Regions from separate parts of the Homo sapiens genome. Here region 1 is linked to region 2. Evidence: chromatin loops called from intact Hi-C (ENCODE). Cell type or tissue: sigmoid colon. All regions are shown on one strand. Links, peaks and the distances in the headings refer to the core of each region. The heading gives the core; the rest is flanking DNA.

Region 1 (8,323 bases), core at 26-8,025, 320 kb before region 2:
TTCTATAATAACCTGGCATTGTTTTCCTAGAGTTCCTTACCTGAGCATATCCCATGAGGATGACCTAGTGGCATGTGATCCCAAGGCTTCTATTCCACATACTTGAAAAAGAAAAGAGATTTTTCAAAAAGCTGTCCCTGCTCTCTTTTTGCAACCCCCAGGCTGGCCCTTCCTTTGTGAGCAGCCTGTCTGCCTGTGTTTGTTTAGCTTCTCTGTGTTTAGAGTAAATCCTGCCCTCAGTGAGCTGCAAACCTTCAGCCTCATGCCTCACCCTGGGCTCTCTTCTGGTGCCCTGGGAAGGTGCTCCCAAGTACCTGTGGAGCCTGTTACTCTTTCTCCAATAAAAACTGCTAATAAATACTGCCACGTCTCGAGCACTGGCTGTGGACTGGCACTTGCTCAATGCTTCACGTTCATCAATTCATTTGGTCCTCAAAACAGCCCCATAAAGATAGGTACTGCCATCCCATTTTACAGATGAGAAGCCCAAGGCTTAGAGAAGGGAGGAAACTTCTGCCAAGTCTCACAGCAAGTGGCGAGGGAGAATCAGAAACAAACTTTGCAGGTTCTAAGCCTGAGCTCTGTCCCTTCTCCCAGCTTAATGAATCTCTAAATGGTAGAAATCTGCAAGGAACCAGGCCCCTCCAGATCCTAAGGAGCTAGCCCCTGACACCTGTTTCTTTCTCTTTGCAGGAGCAATTTCTTGGGGGACAGCGACTCCTATGGATGTCGTGAAAAGTCGACTCCAAGCTGATGGGGTTTATTTAAACAAATATAAAGGTGTCCTGGACTGTATCTCCCAGAGTTACCAGAAGGAAGGTCTTAAAGTAAGCCCACAGCAGGCCTGCGGGGTCAGTGTCAGTCCCTGGAAGGTGGTTCACACATTTAGGGGGATGTGGGACTATAGAGAAGGGAATCAGGAGACCAGGGGGCTGCTGGTGATTATGTATCAGGTGCCACAAGTGGGTGCTTTGTCAAGCACTTCACCTGGGTGGTCTTTTCACATGGCCAGTGGAGGAGATAGGTATGTGACCTGACAGAGGTTCAGAGAGGGCTGGTAACCTGCCGCAGCCACACAGCTGGTCCATGGTGGCGCCTGGGCCTGGTCCATTTCTGTCTGTCTCCGCATTTTGCCTTCTCATCAAGATAGGTTGGGCAGCCCTTCCTCACTCATGGCTCAGTGCCTTCCCCACTCCTCCTCCCAGTGGGAAGTGCCAGAGCTGCCTTGCCTCCTTCCTGTCCTCAGTCAGCTCATCTCACCAGCTCCAGGCCCTGTGAACTGCCTTCTGCTCTCCCACCTGAGCCCTGACCCCAGACCTCTGGTCGTGGCTGAGGAGGCAGCCTCCAACACGTTTCCCTGGGCTGTGTCTCCTCTGTTCTTCCTACAGCTCAAGAGCTTAACTTAACACACACCCCTTCCCACCACCTGAAAAGGTGCTGCCCCAGGATAGACCAGACTTCCATGTCTGGTGTCCAAGGTAATACACAGATTCATCACCCTCCGCAGGAACTATCCTGCTGGCTCTTGCTTGCACGGGCTCCTTGCTTTCTTGGTGTGGCTCTTAGAGTCAGCAGACATGGGTTCAAAGTCAGATGTAGCTACTGTGAGCTGGCAGGATCCAAGCAAGCAGCTTCATGTCTCAGGGCCTCAGTTTCTCCCAGAATGATCATCCCTTCCATGAAGGGCGGGGCATTTGTGGGTTAATACAAAAAGCACTCCATTCAATATGTAACCCATAGGGAAGAGTTAACCATTTCTCATTTGCATTAGTATTATCAGTGTTGATTTTTTTAGCACCGGTATTACCCTGGAGCTCTGAGTCTTTTCTCACATGGCTGCCCCACCCCAGGCCCTGCCAGATGAATCTGCCCCATCCTTCCAGGCCCAGTGCAGTCCGCTGCCATTCCCAGGATCCATGTCCTTGGCTTGCTTCTCCTGTACCTCTCTCAAGGGGCTTCTCACACACCACCACGGGCAACAGCTATTTCTATACTGCCCCTTCTCTGCCTCTTACAGCAAGTTTTCTGACGTCCTGTTTTACTCTCTCCCCCAACTTGGGAAAGATCCAGAGTTGGATGACCCAGTGTTGAGGTAAATAACTAACATGCCACATGAGAGGGACAAGATCCAAAAGCTAGATCAAAGGGCCACACTAAAAGACAGAACTACCAGAAGTCACTGTAAAGTCCAGCCCTTAGTATTCAATCATGGATCAATCATCTCTGTAGAGGATGGGGCAATCCGATTTGATGAAGGCTTCTAGGGAAAAATGCCTAAGGGCTTTAGTTTTCAAATGCTTATTTTTAGAGCACCTAGTATGTGGTAGGCACAGTTCTAGGAGCTGGGGACAGAGCAGTAAGCAAAAGAGAAAAAGCCCATTCTCTGATCAGCTAATGTTGGCAGTGAGCGAACAGTGAGACCTGTCCTAAGGTTGCATTAATAGAAGTACAGTGGGTAGAATAAGGGAGGTGGAGGCCTCTGCCCTGACCAGATTGCAGCTGGAATGTTGCATCCACCTTTGGTCACTACCCATTAAGCAAGACCCTAGTGGTGCCCTGGGAATGAAGAGCAGGATATCATAGCATGTGAGGAGAAGCTGGACCCTGGTTAGTATAAGAAGATGTGATACGGAGGAAACTTGAGTTCTGTCTTTATGTTTTAAGGATGGAGAAACTCAAAGCTTTCCTATTCTCATTATTTTAAATTCCTTTTTTAAATTTTTAACAAGAGCTGCTCTGACAGAAGGGTGAAGCCCAGCCCTGGTGCGGCCTCAATTGTCTTTTGTATCTTTTTTTTCTTCTTCTTTTTTTTTTTTTTTTTTTTTTTTTTTTTTAGCAGAAATACAGTTTGTGATTCAGCCAATGAGTATAGAGGGATATAAAAGTGTTTCAAGTGGATGATTCATTTTTATTTGAGATGTTTTTGTCTACTTCCCCAAATATTAATGTGTCATAATTCGTAAAAAGTCTGTAGAGGCAAAATATATTGCTGATATTATTTCCTCTGAAAATTACTGTGCTCTTTTAAAAAAATGAAGTCCTGGAAGTCAGCTGAGGTCAGACGATTGGTTTCTTAATCTCGATAGCGTTTGGTCCTCACTGTTGGTTCAGAGACAGGTTTTAAGTCAAGATAATAATACTCAGCTTGAGTAACCACTGCATGATCAGACGGTTCAAGGTTAATTGTTTAAAATTTGTATTAATCAGTCAAAAATTGGTAATGTATGAACATAGGAAGCTTCCAAAACTACATGAGGATATACTATCTCGATGCCCTGCCTGTGGTCCCTGTCCTCGCTCAAAGGCAATTACCGTAAAGTTTCTTGTGATACATTTCAAAAACATTTACAGTGTATAAAAGAATATATGTGTATGTACATATCTATGTATGCTTGTATATGTGACTGTTTACTTATGAACATAAATAGTAACATAAACAAAAATAATCACACCATCTAAAACAATCAGGTTGTCTCAAAGGCAGTTTTCTGGCAGCCGCAGCAGGAGAAGGTAGAGAGGATTCCTCCAGTGCCCCAGGGGTGGCTCCAGTTCCCAGTTGGCTTGGGCTCTGGCTGAATGGAGCACCCCTCCCCAAGCATTCTTGACTGTGGCTCGCAGAGATAGAGTGCAAGGCCCAAAGCCCATCATCATTCCAATCTGTTCTCACCTTGCTATGGAGGAAGAAGTTTGTGACAGGAAAGAGTTAGAAAGGCATTAATAATGACGATGGTGACCAATTTGAGTAGCTCTTTGTAACCAACTTAGGAATGATCAGTGGTGCAGCCTTTGTGGTGGGGAAAATCAAAAGTCCATGGACTTGTCGAGGCATCCCCAAGTAGAAACAGAAGGAAAGTCTGGTAGTTTTGGAGCCATTCTCTGCCCACTGTTAGGGTCGTCTTGGGCTACATGGACCATAGCTCTGACTTGGAGAGTTGCCATCTGAAATAACCAGGCTGGTGAGCACCTTGGTAATCTTGGCTCCAAGGAAGCAGCTGCTGTGGAGGGGCTGTGGCAGTGAGATGAGGCTGAATGGCAGACAGAGGGGGCATTTGTAGGTAGACAGCTTCTGGAGGCACCAGGGCCAGCTGCCCTGGGTTGCTGTCCCTGGGGAATCTGGAGCCTTCCTGTCACTCCAGGAAACCTGAACTGCAGGCACCAGGACTCTTTCAGTTCAGACGCTCTTCCTTTGTCACGTCCAAAATTCATTTATTCATTCATTCATTTACTCATCCATCCATCCATTCACTGATTCAATTAATGTGTTTATGGAAGGTCTACTCTGGGCGAAGCGCTCGCAGGTGCTGGGGTCTCAGAGGCAAACCATCCACACAGCCCTGCATTCACTGCCCTGATTGTGATTGCTAATCCCACCCCCACCTCTGTTATCTGTCCTTCCTGACAGATAAGTCAGTGACACTTGGAGAACAGTGTGAGGAGTGCTGTGATGGGGAGATACCAAGTGCACAGAAGGTGAGGGGCCATCATCCACCTGGGGGTGGCCATGGGGACACTGCCAGGCTGCAAGCCAGGCCTGGGAAGCACTCCAGGCAGAGGGGACCAGAAGAGGCCCAGTGGAGGAAAAAGGCTGGCCCCTTAAGGGAATGACAGGCTGTTAACCTTCCCAGAGTGTCAGCTGTGAGAGGCCGTCCAGAGAAAGTGCAAGGGAGAGCATGTGGGTCGTTGCAAGCCAGGAAAGAGTGACCCTAGGCCATAGGGAGACATTGAGGCTTTGTAGGGTGGGAGTGAGGGGGGACTCGGTCTGGAGGTCATATGCTCTGAAAGCTCTGGGTAAAAGCTGGCAGGTCTGCATTTTGTTTGCCTTCTGTGGGCTCTGCAGCAGAGCAGGCCACAGCTGCTGGAGGGTGAGCTGTCTGCTGGTCTGAAGTGGCCCACAGCTCCTGCAGGGCCCGGGGCTGTGGGACAGAAGGCTCACACTCCAAGCTGGGCCCTGGCTGCCTCCGCCTTGCAGAGCAGAGCCAAGCCCAGACCCACAGGGGAACCTCTGTGGGCACCGGCATGGAATTTTCCTCTCAGAGTTTGACCCAGTTCCTGGCTGTTATTCAGTCACTCTGGATGAGCCTGTGGAATTCCAGAAAGGTTAGACATTAGAGAAGAGTGTTAATATTACCAGGATCTCACTTACACCCTGACTGAACAGCTCGAGGGCTTGGCTGAGCCACTTGTTCATCTCTAGGGATCCTTGTCCATCAGCCCCTTTCCCAGGGACATGTTGCACCCTGGAGGCTGCTGTGAGGTGCTGGCACCTCTCCTGAAGGAAGGCCACCTGATATCCTAGCCAGTGACAGAGGCCTGCACCAACTCTGATACCACAGTGCCCAGAGACTGAGGAAACTGGGGAAATGAAAAGGGTTGGTTTCTACCTTTACAAAATGACCACTTCTGTTTCTTAAACTTAGAAAATTATACAGGAATCAGAGTAGGTTTCTATCTGTGCCTGACAGTTCTCAAGTCATTTACGTTTGTGTGGGAACTTGCTTTTAGGTGGTCGTTTCTTACCAGAGGATGCATTAAAGGCCAGCTCCTCCCCACAATCCCCCTCTCCAAAGCTTTTATCTGCTCTCATCATTTTCTGGGTCATGTTGTCATTGTTCCTGAAGGGGCCTTGTCTCTGCTAATGGGTTATAACTGCTTGAGAGTTGGAATCCCATCACATTTATGAGCCGACACACAACACCAAGCAAGAAGATTGAGGGAGGAAAGGAAGATCATAGGCAGTGTTTGGGAAGCATCACATAATACTCCCTAGGGATGGAAGACAAATACAGGTGTCATGGAGTAGCAAAGGCGGAGTTCATCAGCTCATCAGCACAGGCCATTCTTCCTGAGCATGCATCCTAGTGATGGAGGTTGAGTCCTACTCCCTATTAGGTGATAGACTATTGATAAGAACAAGGAGGGTGATGATGATAATCAGCAGTTAATACATGCTTGTACTGTATGCCAGGCACCGTGCAAGTGCCTGAAAAGCCTCATCTCATTTAGTCCCTCCAACATTCTTATCAGGTCAATTCTATTATTACCCGCCCCTTACAGTCGGGAAAATTGAGTTCTAGAGAGTTTGCCATTGGCCCAAGTGACTCAATGGCAAAGCCGTGCCTCAACCCCATGTCTGCAGAGTCTTAAGCACAGCTCGAGTTCTGTTCTCTGCCACTTTTGGGATGTCCTGTGAAGCCCCTGCTACAGGGATTGGGCATGGCTGGGTGCTCTGTCTACTCAGGGCTTCTAGATTCCCGAGGAGAGAGAGAGAGAGAGAGAGAGAGAGAGTGTGTGTGTGTGTGTGTGTGTGTGTGTGTGTACATGTGAGAGAAGAAGAAAGAGAGGGAGAGAGAGGGCAATTTAAAAAGCATATGTAGGTGTTTGCCTGGCCCAACAGCTTACCTATAGTATTTAGTGCATGTGTATCAGGGTCTGGGAGGAAAAGCACCACCAGGCATGACGCGGGTCAGGGCAGGGCATGACTGGGACTTCCCTGTGTGGTCTCTGCCTGCACAGGTCCTTTGGGCTCTGGTGGGGGACCGGGCCTGGGTAGGCAGCACCACTAGCTATTCTCTGCCCCTCCTTGGTGGCCCTGCAGAGAGTGTGGGTCAGTCCCCTGCAATAACCTGGCCCCTGTGCAAAGGTGTTTTTCAGAGGCATCACTGTGAACGCGGTGCGGGGCTTCCCCATGAGTGCGGCCATGTTCCTTGGGTACGAGCTGTCGCTGCAGGCTATCCGCGGGGACCACGCAGTGACGAGCCCATAAGCGCCAGGTCAGTGTGCTTCCATCCTGGCCAATTGTGCCTCCCAGGAACTTGAAACTTTTTTTTTTTTTTATCATGAGAATGTTGTGGCCTTCTGAAATGTCCTGTTGTTTGTCACATATCTAATCTGTGGTAGGCTGGGGCTGCCACCCTTTTCGTCACCAAACAGCAGTTCAGAAATGCCCACCAGTGACTGGTGGTGTGCTGGGTCCCCAGGGACCAAGTCTGGCACAGAATATACCTGTTTCCAGACAGCTCGCCTCTCCGTTTCCCCTTCCAGCAGCTTCAACAGCCCTTTCAGAGAAGTACTTTTACCTTCACTGTGCAGATGCAAGTGACCCAGGCTCACAAGTGAGGACTGCAACCAGGGTACCTGCAGGGGGCACCGTCTCCCCACCTCCCTACTGAACTGCACAGCCTGACTCTGAGAGCCACCCACAGGCTGCCAGAGCCCTAGAGGACAGGTCTCTGCCACCATTCTTTGCCTCCCATACCCTCTTTTTCTTTCTCATTGCAGAAAGATCACTGTAGCCTGAGGACTCTTCTAAAGACAGCAGTCTGACTCCTGTGCTCACATGCCCTCCTTGGCTCCCCATTGCCCTCTAGATAAAGCCTTCACCCTGCTTCCGCCAGCCTCACTCCTCACCACTGTTCTGAATGTCCCGCCGTCTCTCTCACCCCTAGGTCTTTGCTCAGGCTGTCCCCTCTGCCTGACATCCTCTTCTCGCTCCTTTCCTACTTGTCCTTGGCTTCACCAGCTCTTTGCCATCCAGGCTGTAGAAGTCTCCTCCTCCAGGATGCCGGCTTGCTTTCTCAGCTAGGGTGAGTCGCGCCTTCTGCAGACCATCCCCCACCCCCACCCACACTGCATCCTAAATGCCAGAGGACACCCTCACTCCCCAGGTGGGGCTGCTGCGCTGTCCCTACCTTTGCACTAATGGTGCCTGGCACAGAGCCCAGCACACAAAGGGCCACTCAGCAGTGTCATCGGATGGGTGGATGACCAACCCCCATATGCCCTCAGGCCTCCTCTTCCTCCCTGTGTTTTTTCTTCCTCATTGTCTGGCCCCATACCGGCTACCTGCAAAGCTCAGAAGACAAAGTAAGTGTGGACTGAACTTTCTAGTCAACCAAGAAGCCATTTGACATCAGTCTTGGTTAGCACAAATTCTCCTGGGAAGGATGATCTTTGTCTATAAAACCTCACTGCTGCCTCCCCCGTGAGCTGGCAGGGGCATTCTCGGGACGGCAGAGCCCTGCCAGGGTGCACGGGTGGTGCCAGAACCTGGACAAAGGGAGGGGGCCTGACCAATCAGGCAGACTGTAGTCAGCCCAGGACAAGCCCCAGAAGCTGGCTTCAAATAAAATGCTCTCCACTTTTTGCTAAAGTGGCAACATTCACAGCTTCTCTGGCTATTTGCCCTTTCTTATAAAAGGAAAAGGGTAGCAACACAGTTTACATAATTAAACATCTTGAGTGAAGAATTACTGCATTTGGGTGGCATCCAGGATAGGGAAGGAATTCATCTTATTCTTAAAGCTGTGCTCAGATATTGGCCATT
Region 2 (8,323 bases), core at 46-8,045:
GCGCACGGAGGGCGGGTGGCCAGGGAGTCCTCCGCGTCCTCCGGCGCCGCCGCCACCGCAGCGTCTCGGAACAGTCCTGCAGGCTCTGGTCCCTGTCGAGACGCCCAGTGTTCAGCGAGCTTGTCCCCACTCCCTCCGGCTGCTGCGCTCCTGTTTTGAGCAGGAGACTGAGCTTTCTGGCGGCTCTGAGCGCGCTCGTGTCCCGGGCGGGGGTTCGGGGGAGGGGCGGGACTGGCGGCGGCTGCCCGGGGGAGCGGCTGCGAACCAATGAGGGCAAGAGAGGACGCGGCTGCGACTGCCCCCAGCCCGGCCTCACATCACTCAGGGACAGAGGGACAGAGACAGGGACAGAGAGAGAGAGAGAAAGAGAGAAAAGCACAGGGTCACAGGAAGACTGACGGGCAAAGACACAGTTACAGACCTATGAACAGAGCCACACGCCAAACAGGGACAAACCGTTGAGGTAAGCAAACCAACTCAGAGACAAAGCTCAGCTGAGCGTGCACACCTGCGTTCATTATCCTCCTTGACAGGCTCCCTCCAGGCATGGCCTGGTTTGTTCCGAGTGCCCACTGGCTGCTGGGTAGCGCAGGCCGGGCACACCACCTCCAAGGGTGTGCAGACGCGCTCCCAGACAAGCATGTTCAAGCCAGGACTGATTCTGTGGGCCCCGTGTCCTCTCCGGCTGCGTCCTGCCGGTCTGTGTGCATCCCGCACCGTGTGCAAGAATGTTCAGCTCCCTTTTGCCTATTCTGCCTGGGCACAGAGGGGCAAAAGGAGGACATGGCGCTGGCAGTTGCCCCCCTGCCCTTGGCAGGTCTGGAAAGGCGAGGTGGCCAGGACAGAGGTGTGCAATCAGTTGGATTGAGTGGGGAGGTGTCTCCTTTCCCAGGAGTCTGAACTGCTCACTTCCTCTGCAAAGTCTTCCAGGACCCCCAGACTAGAGTGGGAACAACCACCCTGGACCACCACAGCCCCTGCACTTCTCAACAAGCACCCACCCCTCACCTCTGGCCTGTCATTTTCTTTCAGGGCCAGAATTAGGGGGAGGTGGGTGAGAAGTCTAGAGCACAATACTGAATGAGACACTCGCTCTCAGAGTCTGCAAGTGCAGGGTTGGGAGTAGGTGTCTCCTTCAGTTTTGCCCCTAGATGCCTCACCCCTCACCCTAGTCCCAGCCCTGTTGTCTGCTCATTTGTCAGAGACCCTCAAAGGGTCAACCAAGTTCACATCCATGTCTTTCTCCTCTTTTCCTCATCTCCCATTCAGGGGTGCAATACATGGGGAGAGCTTGGTGACATTGGCTGAGAGAGCCAGTAGAAAGATGAGTTAGTTATTCTCTCTTCCCACTGCACCTCATGCCTGGCCACCAGCATAACAAGAACAATCAGGGTGTGCAAGGCAGACCTTGGCCAGAGCTCATACCCACAAATCCCTGCTCAGCCCGGCAGAATCACCTCCGTGAGCTCTTTGTCGAAGTTGAAACTGTGGTTCCAAGTCCTGACTCTACAGTGTTTGCCAAATGAGGTACAAAAATGCCCTCTTGGGTGTTTTTCACTTAGTCCCATAGATGGACCTGTGGGGGTTTTAGCAGGGCTTGACAGTATTCAGCACTGCCCCATCTACCAATCACCATCCCAGACAGAGCCCCCCTTGGTCCTAGAGGGCTGCCTGGTCTGCTTCCAGGGTGCAGGATGCTGAGCCCCTCCACATGGCTGCCATCAATGCCTCATTTTCCAGATGGCAGAGTTGGCTCTGAGAGGGGCCAGGGCTTATCCGTGTTAGCACAGGACAGCCACCATGTATCAGTGATATAGCAGCAGCAGTGGCAGTGGGCCACTCAGGAGATGGGGGGAGTCCCTTTCTCTGAAGACCTGACCTGTTTCAGACAGCATTTTTCTCGGCCAGCAGCACGCTAGAGAACATTATGTGAAGCCAGAACAGGCCTCCTCACCAGGACTTTCAGCCAGGGGGAGACTCAGCTCATGAGTTGGATGGAGGGGGTTGGGATGGAGGTGACGCTCCTGCTGTCAGTAACTTCCTGGGTCCTGGGAAGGCATGAATGCGGGACTTGGGTAGCTCAGTTTGGGATTTGGCCTGGAATTTCCTCCTGGGATCTATATGGGAAGTGGCATGGCCTACCTCCCCCACTTTCTCTCAGGTCCACCATAACCCCAGGTATGAACCCAGGAGGGGGGCTTACTGACACAAGGCAGCTCATTTGGGAGGCTGTAAGTGGAATCTGGGGCAGGCCTCAGCCTTTTGGGCTATAAAATGAGGGGCAATGGTAAATAAGTGTTTTCTGGTCCTCCTCTGGAAACAGGCTGTGATTATCCAGGAAATGGTGTGGAGCAGGGTGTCTGCAAAGGGTTTGGTGTGGATGGAAGGTCTCTGCAGCTTCGCTGGTCATAGTGGCAGGACGGGGATGGTGGTGAAACAGGGATGGTAGTGGTGGTGGGCAGGGAAATCTTTGAACCTGATGTCCCCAACACTGCTCATTCCTTCCCCACAGCTGCTGCTGTTCCCATGCGGCATTTTATAGAAATGACACATGCAAGGTCTCCCACCTGTGAATGAAGAAGCTGGAGCTCGGATGTGGGAAGTGGGGCTCCAGAGTCCATGCACTTAGCCACTATAATGAACCTTCTGCCATGGCAGAATGATTCTAGTAGCTACCATTCCTGGCCCTCTTACCACAAGCTGAGCACTAGGCGGGGGCTTAGCATTCATCTTTCTCCGCACAGCAACCTGTGATAGGCACATCTATCCCCTCATTTTCTAAAGGAGAAAGCCAGAACCCCAGGAAGTGGTGTCACTTGCCAAGATCACATAGCTGGTTATGGTGTAGGGGACCCTCCAGCTGTGGTCTGTGCTTGTCCACTCAGTCTGAAGCTGCCTTTTCTAAAGAGAAACTCAACAGAGAGCATGTGGTCAAACTGCCTTCCCTTTTAGTACAGTTGGAGGAGGTGTCTTGCTTTTTGGGGGGCCCTGAAGTAGGGAGGGTACTGTTTCTTTTCTGAAAGATGTTCAGGGCCCTGAGAGGGCAGTCACGTTCCCTGCACATCCCCGGGCAGGAAATTAAACAAGGCTGGTACTGAGTAAATGCAGAGATGAAGTTTACACAGCTCTTTATACAAGCCAGAGCGACCTTCCATTAAGGGAGCTTTGTGTACCCATACATTTAAGTCTTTGGAAAAGATTATAAAAAGGGGCTTAGAGGTTGGCTTTGACAGGCAGAGGTCACAGGGGGGGACCTCAGGGCAACCTCTTTCCCATTACGTAGTTGTTGAGTGACACATGTTTCTTCCCTCCTGACCTGTCTGCGGAGAAACCAAGGGAGGCGAGGCAAGGGTGCCTTTCCTGCCAGCGAGAGCCATTTGGCAGCTGTTTAATGGAAACTTAGGAGACTGGGAGCATTAGAGCCCCAGGATTTCATAAACTGTGCTGCGCAGGCCTGTGGTGCCTGGTGGAGCTATTTCTGTTTCTTCCACACGCCAAGGGAATTATTATTAAACTACTCAGCGTCACGCAGAAGCTGGGGGTGAAGATCAAAGGTGAAAAATTGCTGTCTGAAGATTGGAGTTCAGACAATTGAAGATTGGCTGGTGTGGGTTTTCCCTGTGTGGGTGTTAGTCTGCTGGAGAATGGGATGGCCACTTCCTCTGTGAATGCTGATGATGCCCTTGCTTGCAAAACTGTTTTGTTTGTTTTTTAAATCATTGCCCCTGTTAGTGGCTTTCTGTTTGCTCGTTTTAGATGACTTTGGCAACCATAGTGGTTGGTGACTTTAAGGTTACATTTTAGAATGACCATTTTTTGTTTTTTGGAGATGGAGTCCCGCTCTGTCGCCCAGGCTAGAGTGCAGTGGCACGATCTCGGCTCACTGCAACCTTCGCCTCCCGGGTTCAAAGCAATTCTCCTGCCTCAGCCTCCCAAGTAGCCGGGATTACAGGCACCAGCCACCATACCCAGCTAATTTTTTTGTATTTTTAGTAGAGATGGGGTTTCACCATATTTGTCAGGCTGGTCTTGAACTCCTGACCTCAGGTGATTCGCCTGCCTCCGCCTCTATAAGTGCTAGGATTACAGGTGTGAGCCACCATGCCCAGCCTACAATAACCATTTTAAGAAGTAAATAGCAAGTAGCCCAAGCCCAGACTCTGGAATGAAGCAGCTTTCCTAATGAGAATAACCTGTAGGAGGCTTGGAGAATGGTCTTGCCAGGGCTTTCAAAATGGCTGCAGTTTGGTTAGTGGAGTGGGGTAACTGGAGAGACGATGGGGTGTGAGGGAGAAATGATTCTGCAAGGAGAGAGCTCTGAAAGGGCTTTGTCTCCTATCCCAGAAAGGGTGTCTCCAGTTCTGTCCCGTGGTCCTGTCAGCTTGCTGGTCTCTGGTCAGATCAGATGATGGGATGGAGTCAGTTTCAAGATTCACCAGGCTGGTGAATGTTGTGCCATTTATTTTTGAATCAGGTCTCACCACTCATTGGTTAGCACCTCAACATTTTTTTCTATGGTCCCAATGACATGTGACCTCATCTGCCTCTCCAGGTCCCTTTAGTGGTATAACCTCAAGCCAAGCAGGTTATGGCGACCCAAGGCTTGCAGGATCCTGGGATTGATAGACTGATAGTCACCCCCTGGACCCAATCATCTTGCTTTCTCTGGGAAAGGCAGAGGTTTGCATGGTGGTGAAACCACATTCCTCCTGCTGCCTGGGCTCAACTAGGTGTGTTGGATGGGGTCACGGTGGGGTCACTGCATGCTAAGGGATGAGCCATCACTCTGGCCAAGTACTGGCAAGGAGGCTAAAGCTGGGATAGAGCCAGTATATGGCCAAAGACTGGGAACAGGACTGTTGTTTGGGATCAGTTGCCAGGCTCAGGGGCCCCTGGTGGTCTGGCTAACATCCTCACGTCCCTGTCCCTAGGCTTCCAGGATAGGGTGCCTGGCCTTTGTGGTTATACTTATGGAGAGACTGGGAGCCAGAAAGAGTGCCTTAGTCCCAGAAATGGAGACAGGTAGCAAGGCAGGGAGCAGGTGTGTTTAGTCACTTCAGAGGCCCCGACTCATCTGTGGCACTGATGCAGGACTGCTTCATGAAAAGGTCTGGGACTTGGTAGTGAGGCCAGGGCAAAAGAACTCCATCAGAAAAAGTTTGATTTTGTCTAGGATTGCATTTTCTAAAATTTGGCAAGAATACTTCAAGTGGGATGCCATATTACTTTAAGTAGTGCATGGGCACAGCATTAAACATCATGAATCACACAACGACAAAGTTTCTGTCTTTTAATCTTATTTAATTATTCTGATTATGGCAAGAAGAAAAATTCAGTCTGGCTCAGTGTCATCTCAGGTCCTCCAAGAAGCACATGCAGAAGATGTATTAGGGGAAATAGCTGTGATGGGTAAAAAAGGGGCACGAAGAAGAGGCAGCAGGGAGAGCTTCAGGTCACAGTACTGCTCTGACCCCTGAGAGGAGAGAGGGAAGAAAGGATTCGGTAAGAAGAGCCTCAAGCTGAAAGTGTCTCAGTCAGGCCGTAAGGAATTCCTAAGCAAACCTCACCTGTTAGGAGCCCCCTGCCAGGTGGGACATATGAAGCTGGTGGCACTGTTGCCCTTGCTAGCCAAGCATGGAGTCGTCTTTCCTCTGCTGAGGTTGGGGCTGGTGAGCCTTTGCAAAAGGCTGTCAGATCCTAGAGGAAGGGGCGGGTGCCAGGGTTGAAGTCCCAGCAAGACTCAGCCCTCCGAGGAAGCCCCCTCTCCCAGCCTTTGGTCCCAACTAACCCTGCCTTTTTGCCCTCTCTTTAGTGGAAGAGACCCAGGCAGTCCTCACCTGATTACTGTTGGTCTTAACTGTGTGCTTCATATTCAGTCTTCCCAGGGTAAGAGTGAATGAGTGAACCTCATTCTTGGGGTTAGGCCTCTGAGTCTGGGCTGAAGTGGGAGCCCAGGGTGTCAAGCAGACCCCCCCCTTGTGGCTAGAGCTTCATGTCTGTGGTCAGCAATGTCAGGCCCACGTGTGTCCTGGGCTGTCGTCTCTGCTGGGCCTTCTCCCTCTCCTTGCCATCAATATTTCCACAGGGCTGGCTACTGCCCAGGCTCAGAGCCCCATTGCTGGACACTGAGACTATAGCAGCCTCTTGCCTTTCACTCACCTCGTGGTCCATCCTTAAGGGTGGTTCTAGGTTTTTTGGAATCTGGAACTTTTACATCTTGGGGGATCTCTCTGAGAAAGAGCAAATAATTAGGTTTTAAAGTGAATATTTATTTAGAATGAAAAATGGAATCAAAATGAATTGAAAAGTTTAAAAATCTGACAAAGATTCAAAATATGAAACAAAACAAAACAAAACTATCCAGATTGGCTTTTGGCCACAAAGGAAGGACAGGGAAGGGCCATTGGGATCTACCTTCCTAGGGTTCAGGAGCAGGCCGGTTGGGAGGTCAGGGAATGGCCCCGTTGACTTGTAACCCCTACCCATGGCTGAGGGCAGGACCAGCTAGAAAGACTTGGTCTGAGTCAGCAATAAGCTCTAGGACTGGGAACCTGCCTTCTCTCTGCATCCTCAGGAGTCAGCGGTCTGGGCCAGCCTGCGGCGGGCTGAAGCTGGGAGAGCGGGCAGCAGGAGGTGTAGGCTTTAGCTCTCTGCATTCTTAGGAGTCAGCAGTTTGGGCCAGCCCATGAAGGACTGGGGCTAGGAGAGCCGGCAACAGGTCATGCAGGCTTGAGCTCTTTGCCTGTAGATTCTGCTCCTGAGCTGGGGACCTAGGTGGGCAGCTAGAAGCCTGACTTCCCTCTCAGGGGATTACTCCTGGCCCTGCAAAGACAGGCACCCCCTCCTACTCACCCCATCCCTCCCCAAACACCAGGTCAACCCTACAAATCCAGTTCTCTAGAGAAAGCTCTTTCCTATGAGGGGCTCTGTCTTCCTGGGCACAAATCCTGAGGTTGCTTCCCAGATTAATGGGAGCCTGGGATAGGAGAGACATCCTTTGGACAACGTTCACTCTTTATGCCCATCCCTGCCCCCCACATGCACTGAAAGGGTAGGGAGGACTTCTACCCTTAATTAGGAAGAGGAAGAAAATCCAAGTTTACAAAATTCAGGCACATATTTCTTCAGGGTGTGAAATTATGTTTTCTTTTCCTCCCAAAGTTCTAAAAGAAAACCCAACTACCTGGTTTCTTTTTGATAAAACTACGAGGGATCTCCATTCTCTTGTCTGGATAAGTCCCTCGCTACAACCAAGCACCCCCTGCTTCAAACGTTGCCCTTGGCTGCTGCCTGGGCAGCTCTTATTTCTTTCCCAGTCCTCCCTCCCCCTCTGTCACTGGGCAGCAAGTCTCTCACGCAGTGTGGCAGAAGTGTCACTGGTTGCTCAGTGGACCCAGGCAGAAGGGGCTATGGATGTGGGGTTGGGGCAGAGAAAGCCCCCTGTCCAAAGAAGAGGTGCACAGTGGTCATCTAAAGTCTGTGGAAGAGGATGCCTTATGCTCTGTGAGTCCTTGATGGGGAAGAAGGGACAAATATGCACATGTCCTGATTCATGAGGAAATGTGATTATTTTTAAAAAGTTTTAAGTGAGAGAACTGAAGCTGTCCTTTAAAGTGGCATTTTAAAACCTAAATTGGAAACTACATTAGCATTGCCATTTTATGCTGAGGCAATAGAAATTCAACATGCTCCTCTCAGGCTCCCAGGTCAGACATGAGGTTGTCTCCATCCTGAAGCCTTCCTTTGGGGAGGCATATGGGGTACTCTGTACCCCAGTTCTGCTGGGGAAGGGGCTTCTCCCACCCCCTCCCACTAGGAGGCTGCTTTTGAGCTGCCTGTGGATGGGAGAAGTAGACTGGATGGCTTGGAGTCATCTGGCCCCTTCTTGGAGAAAGCCTTTAAGATGACACTCCTCCCAGAAGTGGTGCTGGGCTTCACTAGTAAGTGGATGGTCTCAACATCTTAGCTGGAACCAAACAGGGAAAACAAGAAGATACTCGAGGTTGCTCAGGGCATTTTAAGATATGAAAAGCCGCCATCCAGCCTTGGCCCTCCCACCCTTGAATTCACCCATCCAGGCGAGAAAAGCAGCCTCACCCACAGCTCCCCAATGGGAGCTGAAGGGCTGGGGACAGCAGTCCTCCAGGGACTGGTCTTGATTTCTTTTCATGGGAATTCTCTCCCAACCCCTTCAGAATTACTTGGCATGCTTTTAAAAATTCAAGTTTTGCCCCCCAACCCCAAAGATTTGAACCTAGCATTTGGAGCTGCAAATGGGCATATACATTTGGGCATGCTATTGTCAAGTATTAACCAAGGCATC

What was found. Peaks named below come from ENCODE experiments on the same cell type or tissue, not always from the same donor. Only the 100,000 strongest peaks of a DNase experiment are listed, where the experiment ranks them.
Region 1: it touches region 2 in a loop (3-fold over the local background); 8 of 110 quality-filtered maps call a loop at or near these places.

What each region holds. Positions count from the first base shown.
Region 1 is chr5:135,873,328-135,881,650 of GRCh38, forward strand. SLC25A48 (solute carrier family 25 member 48) reads left to right here. Exons shown (of 8, transcript NM_001349336.2): 6 at 694-827; 7 at 6,641-6,770. The coding sequence ends at 6,763. Among named protein-coding and RNA genes, the nearest start is that of IL9, 18 kb to the right of the region's middle. RefSeq lists an enhancer at 4,231-4,732. In sigmoid colon, for the core only: no CTCF peak of the experiment used is centred there; a DNase peak (open chromatin) is centred at 7,675.
Region 2 is chr5:136,192,982-136,201,304 of GRCh38, forward strand. It overlaps SMIM32 (small integral membrane protein 32), which reads right to left and starts at 181. Exons shown (of 1, transcript NM_001350994.2): 1 at 1-181. RefSeq lists an enhancer at 135-652. In sigmoid colon, for the core only: no CTCF peak of the experiment used is centred there; a DNase peak (open chromatin) is centred at 3,370; H3K4me3 peaks cover 542 bases; H3K27me3 peaks cover 1,170 bases.